3 separate regions of the Homo sapiens genome follow, and regions 1 and 2 are each linked to region 3. A link is a contact called in ENCODE Hi-C or POLR2A ChIA-PET data. All regions are on one chromosome and are shown on one strand. The core of a region is the stretch at or near the end of the contact, and the rest is flanking DNA. Distances in the headings are between cores, read along the strand shown. Region 1 overlaps TESK2 (testis associated actin remodelling kinase 2). Region 2 overlaps TESK2 (testis associated actin remodelling kinase 2). Region 3 overlaps TESK2 (testis associated actin remodelling kinase 2).

What was found. Hi-C counts contacts between places; a loop is a spot of excess contacts on that map. ChIA-PET counts read pairs that join two places held with the same protein, here RNA polymerase II (POLR2A). Pooled maps may share reads with other maps.
Region 1: a map of B cell shows a loop between it and region 3 (4-fold over the local background). The contact joins two enhancer-like sites. A Hi-C loop is called at or near these places in 3 of 168 maps with a recorded cell type or tissue (B cell, IMR-90 and left lung), 7 of 37 single-sample maps with no recorded cell type and 1 of 50 pooled maps. POLR2A ChIA-PET finds 5 or more read pairs at or near these places in 7 of 52 experiments (B cell, Caco-2, GM10248 and 4 more).
Region 2: a loop to region 3 is called in a map of B cell, with 7 times the contacts of the local background. The contact joins two enhancer-like sites. A Hi-C loop is called at or near these places in 3 of 168 maps with a recorded cell type or tissue (B cell, Caco-2 and OCI-LY7), 18 of 37 single-sample maps with no recorded cell type and 8 of 50 pooled maps. POLR2A ChIA-PET finds 5 or more read pairs at or near these places in 17 of 52 experiments (B cell, CD8-positive, alpha-beta T cell, Caco-2 and 13 more).

The regions. Positions count from the first base shown.
Region 1 is chr1:45,409,007-45,413,669 of GRCh38, reverse strand. The region is part of intron 3 of TESK2 (testis associated actin remodelling kinase 2); the gene reads left to right. Among named protein-coding and RNA genes, the nearest start is that of TOE1, 71 kb to the right of the region's middle. Within about 2 kb of position 2,444, at least 4 of the 41 ENCODE cell types and tissues checked have a DNase peak (open chromatin) inside an H3K27ac peak, as active enhancers do.
Region 2 is chr1:45,392,257-45,396,991 of GRCh38, reverse strand. The region is part of intron 3 of TESK2 (testis associated actin remodelling kinase 2); the gene reads left to right. Among named protein-coding and RNA genes, the nearest start is that of TOE1, 54 kb to the right of the region's middle. RefSeq lists an enhancer at 2,931-3,000. Within about 2 kb of position 2,596, at least 12 of the 41 ENCODE cell types and tissues checked have a DNase peak (open chromatin) inside an H3K27ac peak, as active enhancers do.
Region 3 is chr1:45,357,576-45,362,549 of GRCh38, reverse strand. All of the region lies in intron 4 of TESK2 (testis associated actin remodelling kinase 2), which reads left to right. It also overlaps the pseudogene LOC124904849. Among named protein-coding and RNA genes, the nearest start is that of TOE1, 20 kb to the right of the region's middle. RefSeq lists enhancers at 1,586-2,085, 2,216-2,295, 2,556-2,655. Within about 2 kb of position 1,330, at least 15 of the 41 ENCODE cell types and tissues checked have a DNase peak (open chromatin) inside an H3K27ac peak, as active enhancers do.

The DNA of each region.
Region 1 (4,663 bases), core at 1,195-3,694, 50 kb before region 3:
TTGAACTTCTGTATAAGAGTTTTGAAGAAAAGGTCTCTTGCTTAAAAGAAAGAGAGAGAGAGAGAAATGAAGGAAAGAAAGAAAGAAAGAAAAAGAAAAAGAATGAGTTGAAAATTCTTCTGTTAGTGCTTTGGAAAGGCTACTTGGGAAAGAAGCCTATCTGCATGATCTGCCAGGTGGTAGGCATTTAATCCTCTGGGCATACCTTGGTTCTCTTCTGCCAGAGCTATTGTGTGCCCAGCAGGAGTGAGTGAGCTGAACCTTTGTAGTTCTCTTTTTCTTGACCCCAACCTCCTAGTTTCCCTTTTTCCCTTTATCTCCCTTCCTCCTAAGATTTCTATTTGGGAGGAAAAGTGTGGGCCTGGTAAGTCATAGAGGTAGTACTTGTGTAAATTTTGTTCATGTGTGTGTATTCTGTTTATACATGGGCCCAGTGAAGATTGGTTATTTTATCATCAGTTGCTCAAAGTTATCAGTTAAAAAAAGGAACAATAAAGTACTTTGTTGAATGCAGGGACTGATTGTTTAGGTCTCTTGTGAATAAGGTTGTTTACGCCAGGAAGTCTTATGCTCAAGATCTGTAACCCAGTTCTATGCCCCACTCACTTCCACTCCCCAGTGGCCTTTTTGAGGAACTATACACTCAGATTTGTTCTCATACCTCCCCACGACCCCAAGACAGGGCCTCACTCTGTTGCCCAGGCTCACTGCAATCTCTGCCTTCTGGGCTCAAGCAATCCTCCCACCTCAGCCTCCTGAGTAGCTGGGACTGCAGGCGTATGCCGCCACACTTGGCTAACTTTGAAAATTTTTTTGTAGAGAAAGTTCTCACTATATTGCCCAGGCTGGTCTCGAACTCCTGAGCTCAAGCAATCCTCCCACCTCGGCCTCCCAAAATGCTGGGATTATAGGCTTGAGCCACTGCACTGGGTCTCTCTGTTATTTATGCCATGAGAAATTTAATATTTCTTTTAGACTCCTTCAATTCACCAAATATGCCTTCAATTCACCAAATATGAAATTGAAGACTATGCCTTCAATTCACAAATATTTGCTTGGAACTACTCAGTCCCTCCCTGTGCTAGGTAATATCATGATTAATGCAAGAGAAATAGAGGCTTCTTGTCTCCCAGAGAGTCTCCTTAAGAAGTAAATTATACTATGTAGGAAATAGACTAGCATTAGCTAATGCTGTGAGAATATGGCAGGATATTTTCCCAGTCTCAGTTATTAAGACAGCCATCTTTCCAGTTATCCATCCTGAAAAATTCCAGCCATTTTTGGTTATCATGTATTCCTTGCTTCTAATGAGAAGCTAAGCTGTGATTCTAAATATTCAAAGGCTTTTGCATCTATTCCTTCCCGTATATGTGGGCTGTAATTCAGCCTTCTTCACTTTCACCTGGAGTGAATTATTTTCCCTGTCTCTTTGCCCTTTTTCACTCTTCCTGATACTCAGCTCTGGTTGTATAGTTTATTTCTTAAAACTTTTTGTGGCTCACATTGGTTTCAAAATCGAGTCAAAAATTATTTAGACTGACAGTTAAGGTTCAGTCTGTTTTTCCAGCCTTTTCTTCCACTCTTTCTCTTGTACAATTCACACAGCTCCACAATTTCCTAATTATATTCTCTAGGACAAGTTATTTAACCTCTGTGCTTTGATTTCTTCTGTTTAATGAGAATGGACCAGATCAGTTGTTAGAAATCACACTGAGGCAGGGCATGGTGGCTTACACCTATAATCTGAGCACTTGGGAGACTGAGGCGGGAGGATCCATTTGAGCCTAGGAGTAGTGAGCTATGATGGCTTCTTCCTGCCAGCTGCACAGACAAAATCAATTCCCTGAGATCGTGGCATTGCAGTAAGAAAGAGTTTAATTGACTCAAGGCCAGCCATGCCAAAGAGGCAGTTATCACTTAAATCAGTCTTCCTGAAGCCCTCTAGAGGTTAGAGTTTTTATGGACAATTTGGTGGGCAGGGCTGAGGGAATGGGTGCTGCTGATTAATTGGGGGTGTGGAAAAGTCCTTGTGCGCTGAGTGTGCCTCTGTGTAGGGCTACAGCAGGAGTCCTCAACCCCCAGGTTATGGACCGGTATCAGCCTGTGGCCTGTTAGGAACTGGGCCACACAGCAGGAGGTGAACAGGTGAGCAAGCATTGCTGCCTGAGCTCTGCTTCCTGTCAGATCAGCGGTGGCATTATATTTTCATAGAAGCGTGAACCCTGTTGTGAACTGTGCATGCGAGGGATCTTGGTTGCACGTCCCTTATGAGAATCAAATGCCTGATGATCTCAGGTGGAACAGTTTCATCCCAAAACCATCCCTCCACCTGACCCTCACCCGAGTCTGTGGAAAAATTGTCTTCCACAAAACCAGTCCCTGGTGCCAAAAAGGTTGGGGAAGGCTGGGCTACAGGACCAGTTGAGTCATGAGTCATGAGTCTGGGTGGGGTTGGTCTGAAAAAAATCTCTCAGAAAACCAGTCTTAGGTTCTATAATAGTGATGTTATCTATAGGAGCAGTTGGAGAAGTCACAAATCTTGTGATCTCTAGCCACATGACTCCCAAGCAGTAAGAAATTGTAGAACTATACCTACATTTTAGCAGAATTCTCTCCCCTCCCATAATCCTAACCTTGTGGCCTTTCCTTAGTTTTACAAAGGTAGTTTAGTTTTGGGAAGGGCTATTATCATCCTTGCTTTAAGGTTAAACTGTAAACTAAATTCCTCCCAAAGTTAGCTTGGCCTATGCCCAGGAATGACCAAAGACAAACAGCTTGAGGTTGGAGGCAAGATAGAGTTAACGATGTCAGATTTCTCTTTTGCAAAGGTGGTTTCAGTTGTGCCACTGAAACACAGACTGGGTGATATAGTGAGACCATGTATGTTAAAAAAAAAATAAAAAATAAAATAAATAAATATATAAATAAGAAATCACATTGAATTAAATGTTGAACAATTTTTAAATAATCAGGTTTTTAAAATATCTTAAGGGTGAGTGAATGTGGATGTGGAGTGTGTTCCAGAATAAATGGGCAGTGTTTTAAAAAAAAATTTTTTTTTTTTGAGTTGGAGTTTCGCTCTTGTTGCCCAAGCTGGGGTGCAATGGTGCAATCTCAGCTTACTACAACCTCTGCCTCTCAGGTTCAAGTGATTCTCCTGCCTCAGCCTCCCGAGTAGCTGGGATTACAGGCACGCGCCACCATGCCCAGCTAATTTTTTGTATTTTTAGGAGAAACAGGGTTTCACCATGTTAGCCAGGCTGGCCTCGAACTCCTAACCTCAGGTGATCCGTTTGCCTCGGCCTCCCAAAGTACTGGGATTACAGGCGTGAGCCACTGCTCCCAGCCTAAAATGTTTTTTTGCATCTGTTGAAGGTTGAAAAAAAAATAATAAAGTGGATCTCTCTGATTTTATCATTGTAATCCTGGTGGGTAACTAGGTGAAAGACTCTCAAGAGAGTTCACAAAGCATCTTTTGTAACACTAGACTGTAAGGTGATCTTAATTTTTTTTTGAGACAGAGTCTCACTCTGTCACCCAGGCTGGAGTACAGTGGCATGATCTCTGCTCACTGCAACCTCCGCCTCCCAGGTTCTCGTGCTTCAGCCTCCCGAGTAGCTGGGATTACAGGCATGTGTCACCACACCCAGCTAATTTTTGTATTTTTAGTAGAGATAGGATTTCACCATGTTGGCCAGGCTGGTCTCAAACTCCTGGCCTCAAGTGATCTGCCCCCGTTGGCCTCCCAAAGTGCTGGTATTACAGGTGTGAGCCACTGTGTCTTGGCTGAAGATTTTTAATATAAACAATGATTACTAATTATTGAGTACCCATTATGGACCACTATTAATTTCCTGCCGCATTCCCTTTCTTCTTTCCAGACCTCTCCCACCATTCATCCATCACTTGAGCCAAAAACTTACCATTCTTATTATCTTTCTCTTACACCCTATTTCAAACCATCAAGTAGTTCAGCATTATCTTCAAAATATGTCCTGAGTCTTTTTACCTCTACACTTACTACTCTAGCCCAACCATCCTAATTGATCTCTTGTCTTCCCCTTTTACCCCACAATAGCCAGATTGAATTTTAAGAGGGTAAATCAGATTATGTCATTTCCCTGCTGAATTTCCTAATACAGCTTTTTGTCATTCTTCAAAGTTCATACTCTGGGCTTTAACCTATCAGGCCCTAAATGATTTGGCCTACGTGGCTCTGACCATATTTCCAATCATTCTTCCTTTTTCTTACATCATTCTAACCACACTCACTAACCCTCTTGTTTCTCAGACACATTAAGCTTTTTTCCCTGCTTCAGGGCCTTTGTACTTACTTTATTCCAGAATCATATGATATATTTCTGCTGAGATAGCCCCTCTTCAAAGAAATCTTTTTGACTAGTCTAAAATAGACATCGATATTTGTTACAAGTTCTCATTACTTCTGAAAAGAACCTTATTCATTTGTTTACCTATTGCTTAAAGCCTCCAGTATTGAATGAGCTCTCTGAGGGTAGAAGTTTATCTTTTTCACCACTGTATTTGTAGTGCCTATAGTGTAGTATCTCTAGAAGCTGATGCCAATTAGAACCAAGCCAGTTTGCATCACAGAAACTTATAAAAGCTCAGGAACTGAAGGTGGGTGTCAGGCTTGGGCTAAAAA
Region 2 (4,735 bases), core at 1,347-3,846, 33 kb before region 3:
CCAAAATTAGTCAGGCATGGTGGTGCACGCTTGTAATCCCAGCTGCTTGGGAGGCTGAGGCAGGAGAATCCCCTGAACCTGGGAGGTGGAGGTTGCAGTGAGCCAAGATTGTGCCACTGCACTCCAGCCTGGGCAACAGAGCAACGAAGTGAGACTCCATCTCAAAAAAAAAAAAAAAAAAAAAAACAACTTAGCTGATACCAGGCCGGGCGTGGTGGCTCATGCCTGTAATCCCAGCACTTTGGGAGGCCGAGGCAGGTGGATCACCTGAGGTCAGGAGTTCGAGACCAGCCTGGCCAACGTGGCAAAACCCTGTCTCTACTAAAAATATAAAAATTAGCCAGGCATGGTGGCAGGCGCCTGTAATCCCAGCTACTCGGGAGGCTGAGGCAGGAGAATTGCTTGAACCTGGGAGGCAGAGGTTGCAGTAAGCTGAGATTGCACTACTGCACTCCAGCGTGGGCAACAGAGTGAGACTCTGTTTCAAAAAAAAAAAAGAGTTATCTCATACCATCATCATTATCATCGTTGCCAGTGCCTGGCACATAATAGGTACTCAAAAAATTTTGAGTTGTGTTTTAAATTTACCCAGTGAAGGCTGGGCGCAGTAGCTCACACCTGTAATCCCAGTACTTTGGGAGGCTGAGGCGGGTGGATCACTTGAGGTCAGGAGTTCAAGACCAGCCTGGCCAACATGGTGAAACCCTGTCTCTACTAAAAATACAAAAAAATTAGCCAGGTATGGGGGCACATGCCTGTAATCTTAGCTACTTGGGAGGCTGAGGTGGGAGAATCACTTGAACATGGAGGCCAGATAGCGCTGCTGCATTCTAGCCTGGGTGACAGAGCAAGACCCAGTCTCAAAATAAAAATAAATAAAAATAAATAAAAATAAATTTACCCAGTGAAGAATCACTTGAGCCCAGGAGTTTGAGGCTGCAGTGAGCTATGATGGTGCCACTGCTCTCCAGCGTAGTTGACAGAGCTAGATCTTGCCTCAAAAACAAAACAAAACAAAACAAACCATAATTTACCCAGCAAGTGTTTTTTATTTTTAACCTCCTTCAGAGAAAGACTAACAAGCGTTTATATATTGTCATATGCCAGGCAAGAGAATGGTATCTTGCTGTTAAGAAGCTTGTGGTCTAGTAAAAAAGTTATAAGGCATGTGATAAAACATAGTTAAAGCTTGGAAATGATGCTATAGGAAGGTGATATAGGCTGGGCATGGTGGCTCACACCTGTAATCCTAGCATATTTGGGAGGGTGAGGCAGAAAGATTGTTTGAGCCCAGGAGTTCAAGGTTGCAGTGAGCTGTAATTGCAACACTGCACTCCAGCCTGGGTGACAGAGTGGGACCTTGTCTCAAAAAAAAAAAAAAAGAAAAGAAAAGAAAAGAAAGGAGTGTAAATGGCTGCCTTGGTAGTTGAAGAACATGAGAAGGAAGTATTTGAACTGGTATTTGAGGATGAGTAGAATCTAACTACAGTAATGCAGTGCATAAGATGTTTTGGTCAACAACAGACCGCATACATGATGGTGGTTCCATGAGATTATAATACCATATTTTTACTGTACCTTTTCTATGTTTAGATATGTTAAGATACACAAAACTTACCATTTTGTTGCAGTTGTCTACAGTATTCAGTACAGTAATATGCTGTACAGGCTTGTAGCCTAGGATCAATAGACTCTACCGTATAGCCTGAGGGTATTGTAGGCTATACCATCCAGGTTTATGTAAGTACACTCTATGATTATGCAACCACAAAATCACCTAAGAATGCATTTCTCAGAATGTATCCCCATCGTTAAGTAAGGTATGTGGAAATGAAGAGAGGGGCATTTTAGGTAGTGGGAACAGTCTGAGAAAAGGCAAAGATGTGGAAAAGCTTAATAATGACACTTTATGGGGAATGGTAAATCATGCTATAGAAAAGACTCTAGTCTCTAGACAAAGTCTAGTTTACCAGTAGTATCAGAGTTAAGAGTTTCCTGTTGGGGCCGGGTGCAGTGGCTAATGCCTGTAATCCCAGCCTTTTGGGAGGCTGAGACGGGCGGATCACTTGAGGTCAGGAGTTCGAGACCAGCCTAGCCAACATGGTGAAACACCCCGTCTCTACTAAAAATACAAAAATTAGCCAGGTGTGGTGGCCGCCTCTAATCCCAGCTACTCGGGAGGCTGAGGCAGGAGAATCGCTTGAACTCAGGAGGCAGAGGTGCAGTGAACCAAGACTGAGCCATTGTACTGCAGCCTGGGCAACAGAGTGCGGCTCTGTCTTTAAAAAAAAAAAAAAAAAAAAAAAAAAAAAGAGTTTCCTGTTGGTCTTACTATCTTTAGAGCAGTGATAAACAGTCATTTGTTTAAAGGCTTTGCTACTCACTGCATGTAGTCTGTAGACCAAGCGACATCAGCATCACCTGGGAGTTTAGAAATTCAGATTCTTAGGCCCCATCCCTGACCTACAGAGTGCGAGTCTGCATTTTGACAAGATCCTTCATGGGTTTGTTTCCACAGTGGTCTAAAGTACAAAAGCAATCCTTGGCCTAGTGTGGTGGCTTACTTTGGGAAGCCAAGGCAGGAAGATCACTTGAGGCCAGGAACTTGAGACCAGCCTAGGCAACACAGTGAGACCCTGTCTCTACCAAAAAAAAAAAAAAAAAAAAAGCCAGCTGTGGTGTGTGCCTGTAGTCCCAGCTGCTCAGGAGGCTGAGACAGTGAGACAGGAGAGTCACTTGAGACTGGGAGGTTGAGGCTGCAGCGAGCTTATGATCACACTATTGCACTGTGCCACCGCACTCCAGACTGGGCGACAGAGCAAGACCTTGTCTCAAAAAAAAAAGCAACCCTCCTTCTCAACATGAATCTGTATGTCATATGAAACTAAAAATAACAAAGTTGAGTAATCACTTACTCTCAAAGCACATGCATTAAGAAAGCACCCCCTTCCTGAGTTAAGTAATTCTAGCTGGTATGATTTGGGGTGGGGTATGGGGATAGGGGAATAAAAATCATTCAGAATATAAATTTTTAAGGTCTTGTGACATGACAATGATTTGAGGCTTCATTTCGATTTTTGATATAGTTAGCAATAAAAACTTTAGTGAAAACTTATTGTTGATGTTACGTGCTTTTCTAGGCACATGTCACTTCCCTGTCAAGGATGAGTAATATTTCCTCTTTATAGTATATTGTTTTTTTACAACATTTAGAGTGATTAACTCTGTTCAAGCTCTTTTTTTTTTTTTTTTTGAGACGGAGTCTCACTGTCACCCAGGCTGAAGTGCAGTGGCACAATCTTAGCTCACTGCAACCTCCATCTCCCAGGTTCAAGCTATTCTCCTGCCTCAGCCTCCCGAGTAGCTGGGACTACAGACGCCCACCACCACGCCTGGCTAATTTTTGTATTTTTAGTAGAGATGGGGTTTCACCATGTTGGCCAGGATGGTCTTGATCTCTTGACCTCGTGATCCTCCCACCTTGGCCTCCCAAAGTGCTGGGATTACAGACATGAGCCACTATGCCCGGCCGCTCTTTTTCCAATATAAAGCTAATGCATGTCTCAGCTTGCCAGCTCTGTGACACCACTTTGGATGTGGTGGTGGTTTTCCATTAGGAATGATTTGGGAGAGGTTAGGCAGTAAAGTTGCACGTAGAAGTAGAGTTGTGTGACACGATTGTGATATGGTTATTTGAGTAGAGGGTGGGAAGAAAGCAGACAGAAAACTCTCCTATGAAGCCAGTGCCTGCCTGGATGTGCTATGACATCTCTGTAGATGGTGTGGTCAAAATAATAGTGGGCCTGGGAGGAAGAAAAGCAAGGGTGTGTCACATCCAAACCAGGTCTTTTCAGCTTCTAGAAAAACCCATGATTTTAAAATGTAGCCATTGTTTTTCTAGTAGAATCCTATTGCCTGACTTCTTTATAAATATTTGATTAAAGAAAATCAAATACCTCTTGGCTTTACTGCCTTGTACTTGCCTCTAATGTTCTTTAATGTAACACGAGTTTACATTGTGAAGTTAATTTGGTAATTATTGCTTCTTCATTCAATAAATGTGTGTTTAGCAACTTGTGTACGAAACATTTTGTGTGAGACATTGTATATAGAAACAAATGAGACAAGATCTGTACTCTTAAAAGCCTTGGCCCGGCATAGTGGCTCATGCCTGTAATCCTAGCACTTTGGGAGGCCGAGGTGGGAGGATCACTTGAGCCCAGGAATTTGAGACCAGCCTGGGCAACAAAGCAATACTATCTCTAAAAAATAAATTTTTTTTTTTTTTTTGAGACAGAGTTTCACTCTTGTTGCCCAGGCCGGAGTGCAATGGTGCGCTCTCGGCTCACCACAACCTCCACCTCCTGGGTTCAAGCAATTCTCCTGCCTCAGCCTCCCGAGTATCTGGGATTACAGGCATGTGCCACCACACCTGGCTAATTTTGTATTTTTAGTAGAGACAGGGTTTTCCATGTTGGTCAGGCTGGTCTCAAACTCCCGACCTGAGGTGATCCGCCAGCTTCTGCCTCGCAAAGTGCTGGGATTACAGGCGTGAGCCACCGCGCCGGGCTAAAAAATATTCAAATAGGCCAAGCACGGTGGCTTATGCCTGTAATCCCAGCACTTTGGGAGGCTAAGGCAGGCAGATCACCTGAGGTGGGTGGATCACCTAAGGTGAGGAAGTTTAAGACCAGCCTGGCCAACATGGTGAAGCCCTGTCTGTACTAAAAATACA
Region 3 (4,974 bases), core at 81-2,580:
GCTTATTTGGTTGCAGGTATCAGTACACTGGTAATTCAAATTTTTTTAAAACTACCATTTTGTCTTATTGTTCTGAATAGTTATAATTGGTTGAAACTACTGTAGCTGACTAGAATCAGCAAGAATTGGGAACTGGAGTCCTGGGTGCATTTACCTCAGAGAGAGGTACATATTCCCTAGAGCCAGTCCAGAATATTCTCTGTATGGATATGTTTATGTGCTTGTCTGTGCCTGAATTGGTACCTACCAGACCCTATAGGGATATGTGGGAAGAACCTATACTCTTTAGCCTAGGCAGTTGTCTTAGTCCATTTATGCTGCTATAAGAATATATCATAGACTGGGTAGCTTATAAACAACAAAAATTTATTTCTCACACTTCTGGAGGCTGGGCAATCTAAGATCTAGGCACAGGCAGATTCAGTGTTTGGTGAGGGCCTACTTCATGGTTCATAAATGCCTGTCTTTTTGTTGTGTCCTTACATAGTGGAAGGGACTAAAGAACTATGGGGACACTTGTACACACATTCTCTATCGTGGTAAAATACATATAACATATAATTTACCATCTTTTTTTTGAGTGGGGGTCTTGCTATGTTGCCCAGGCTGGTCTTGAGCTCCTGGCCTCAAGCGATCCTCCCACATCAGCTTCTCAAAGTGCTGGGATTACAGGCGAGAGCCACTGTGCCTGGCCAAGAGACAAGTTCTTACTCTCATATGGAAGTGGCAGTAGGGGGAGGAGTGCTCAATAAATGTTTGTAGAAATAACCTGAATTGATATTCCTGAGTGGAGAACTGAGTGTCCACTTCTCTGTGCCTTTGGTGATTTTAAAAAAGATGTTGGCATATGATTTCTTGCATTTTAGTAATAAAGGTTTATTTACATAATATAGTTGAATTACCAATACACTTTAGAAAGTTATTGAGTGCCTTCTAGGAAAAGGCTGTATATATTTAATGAAACCAAGTATCAAACACAAATGAAATGGAAGAAACTCTGTTATTTTATTAGACCGTGAGGAAGTGAGGCAAGTTTTGGTATAGGTAAAGTTGGTATAGAAAAAGGTAACAGCCACTGAGAGGTATTGAAGTATCTATAACACATTTTATTGACTGTATTATAGTTTTCTAACTTGAAAGGTTAAAATAACAACAATTAAAAATATTAAAACTTCTGTATTAATTAAATGTATTACCAATGCCTTGGGTCATTTTATAGGGCTGACCGAGGGAGTAGTCTAGCTGAAAATGAAAGCAAAGCAGCTGTTATCCCCATCCGGGAAAGCTGAACATGCTAATGCAGTTGCTCTTGTCTCTGCTTCCTGCAGAGGGATTTGTTTAGAGGCCACACCAGCTGAGTCTGCACTGGGAGTTGCTTATGGAGAAGTGAACATTCCAGCTAATGGGCACAGAGACCGTGTAGCAATCTTCTGGCTGGGTGCGGTAGCTCACGCCTGTAATCCTAGCACTTTGGGAGGCTGAGGCGGGTGGATCACCTGAGGTCAGGAGTTCGAGACAAGCCTGGCCAACATGGGAAAACCCTGTCTCTACTAAAAAATACAAAAATTAGCTGGGTGTGGTGACACAGCCTGTAATCCCAGCTACACGGGAAGCTGAGGCTGGAGAATCACTTGAACCTGGGAGGTGGAGGTTGCAGTGAGCCGAGATGGCGCCACTGCACTCCAGCCTGAGGGACAGAGTGAGACTCCGTCTCAAAAAAAAGAAAGAAATCTTCCTTGTTGACAAATCTCAAATTTCCTTTTCTTATGCATGCAGAGGTCTTGAAACATTGAGAAGCGGTTTCTGAGGGCCTACAGGCTTATCAGCCCAACTAATGTATTCACCAAAGGCAGGCAAGAGAAATGGGTTGTAAAAGCAAATTCCATTTGTTTTCCCTCTCTGGTCCTTGGTTTGCGCTTTTTCCAGTTTGCCTGGAGAAGCCAGAATCTATTAGCCAAGTGTGATTCCTCATCTTTTGTCACCTTTTCCTGTGCTCTCCACCCTCTGGCTTTGCATATGGATTTCCAGGGCCTTCAGAGACACTGCTGAACAGAGTAAACAAGTGTTTCCCAGAACCAAGAGTCCTGGTGTCACCTGGCCTATAGAGAGTGCACATACAGTCTTTTCATTATAGTGTCTTCTGCCTGGCACTCAGTTGGGAAACCTGAGTGGCTCCTGAAGACAGGCCCGACATATCACACTGTCATCATGCTAAAGAAGTGAACCACTGCCTACCTTTTGACTTTCAGAGCTAAAGAAATCTGCCTGCATGATTAGATGTCAGCTTCACTGCCCACTTATAACCCTGAAGTTCACAAGCTCAGTTTCTTTTCAGCAAATGGGCACCTCAAATGTGAATCTTGGGCAGATTCAACTAGAATGAAGAGAGCAAGGCGCTGTGCTTATGCCGTCATTATGCCTTATTTTAAGATTTTCAAAGATGGATTATCAAGCAGGATGAAGCAGATCAACAAGTTTCCCTTTTGAGAAGTTGGAAGATTTATTTTTAGTCATTCTTTCTGTCTTGCCAAAACTGGTCCGACGCTTCCAAGGATCTGAAGTGCTGCATGGTGCTGCCCCCAACTGGTTCTTTTTGGTGCTTATATTATTACCACATCAGAAAATATATGACATTTAAATTTTTTTCGAAGCGCTTTCACATATTTTATTTTATTATTATTTTTTTGAGACAGAGTCTCACCCTGTTGCCCAGGCTGGAGTGCAGTGATATGATCTCTGCCCACCGCAACCTCTGCCTCCAAGGTTCAAGTGATTCTCGTGCCTCAGCCTCCCAAGTAGCTGGGATCACAGTCGTCTGCCACCATGCCCTGCTTATTTTTGTATCTTTAGTAGAGATGGGGTTTCACCATGTTGGCCAGACTGGTCTCGAACTCCTAGCCTCAGGGGATCCACCTGCCTTGGCCTCCCAAAGTGCTAGGAATACAGGTGTGAGCCATCTCGCCTGGCCAACTTTTACATATTTTTTTTTCAAGACAGGGTCTCACTCTGTTGCCTAGGCTGGAGTGCAGTGGCTCAATCTCACTTCACTGCAGCCTCCGCCTCCCGGGTTCAAGTGATTCTCCTGCCTCAGCCTCCCGAGTAGCTGGGATTACAGGCACCCACCACCATGCCCGGCTAATTTTTGTATTTTTAGTAGAGATGGGGTTTCACTATGTTGGCCAGGCTAGTCTTGAACTCCTGACCTTAGGTGATCTGCCCGCCTTGGCCTCCCAAAGTGCTGAGATTACAGGCGTGAGCCACGGCGCCTGGCCAACTTTCACATATTTTATTAGATTCTCATAACAACACTGCAAATTAGGTGAATCAGGGATTATCATACCTACTTATAGTTGAGAAAAGTGAAAGATGGATAGCCTTATTAGTTGATTTGTCCAAGTTAAATGGCTATTAGGAGGCTGAATTGGGCTAGAATTCAGATATTTCTCCTCTTATCCCATTAAGTTCCCTAGTCCTTTGTAAATGCAATGGTACCCAAAAATATGTATTAAGATATAAATTTTAGGCTTAGAGGAATTTCCCTCTTTTTCTCCCTTGGGAGGAGGAGGGAGATAATACATCATATAAGGTTTGAGTAAATTCATTTTTGAGCTCCTGTGCTGCATGAGGCTCTCTTACTCAGATGCTGTGGTCTCTAAGTCTCCAGTGCAACGTAGTGGTAAAGAGTATGGACTCTGGAGCCAGACTGCAGAGTCTGCCAGTCTCTGCCACTTAATAACTGGATAACTTTAAGCAAGTTGCTTAATTTCTAAATGCCTTCTCTAAAATGAGTAATAGTATGTAGTCATTTTGTAGTCCATAGCACGATGATTGGATTTTCATGTGCATGTGTGAGGTGTACTACCCTCAAACCTTATTAATGTCTGCACGTTGTCTGACATGAAAAAAAAAAGGAAAAAAAGTACCAGTGTACCTACCTTATAGGGTTATTGTGCAGATTAAATGAGATAATATATGCAAAACTCTCAGAACAGTGCCTGAAACAATTTAGATACTATATAAATAACAGCTGCTATTATTATTTATAAATACATATACTTACTCACTTTTTTTTGAGACTGGGTCTCTCTCTGTTGCCTAGGCTGGAATCTAGTGGCACAATCATGGCTCACTACAGCCTTGACCTCCTGAGGTTCAAGTGATCATCCCAACCTCAACCTGTGAGTAGCTGTGACTATAGGCACACACCACCACACCCAGCTAATTTTTTTTTTTTTTTGAGATGGAGTCTCGCTCTGTTGCCCAGGCTGGAGTGCAGTGGTACAGTCTCGGCTCACTGCAAGCTCCGCCTCCTGGGTTCATGCCATTCTCCTGCCTCAACTTCCCGAGTAGCTGGGACTACAGGCGCCTGCAACCACGCCCGGCTAATTTTTTGTATTTTTAGTAGAGACGGGGATTCAGCATGTTAGCTAGGACGGTCTCGATCTCCTGACCTCGTGATCTGCCCACCTTGGCCTCCCAAAGTGCTGGGATTACAGGTGTGAGCCATTGTGCCCAGGCTTTTTTTTTTTTTTTTTTTTTTTTTAGACGGAGTTTCACTCCGTCACTTGCCCAGGCTGGAGTACAATGGTGCAATCTCGGCTTACTGCAACCTCCATCTCCCGTGTTCAAGCGATTCTCCTGCCTCATCCTCTCGAGTACTGGGATTACACGCATGCGCCACCATGCCTGGCTAATTTTGTATTTTTAGTAGAGACAGGGTTTCTCCATGTTGGTCAGGCTGGTCTCGAACTCCCGACCTCAGGTAATCCACCTGCCTTGGCCTCCCAAAGTGCTGGGATTACAGGTGTTAGCTACTATGATCCCACCCCTGGGAGCTACCGTGCCTGGCCAATTTTTGTATTTTTTGTAGGGACGGGATTTTGCCACTTTCCCCAGGCTGGTCTCAAACTCCTGACCTCAAGTGATCCTCCCACCTTGGCCTCCTACCGTGCCCAGCCTTATTCACTTTTTTTT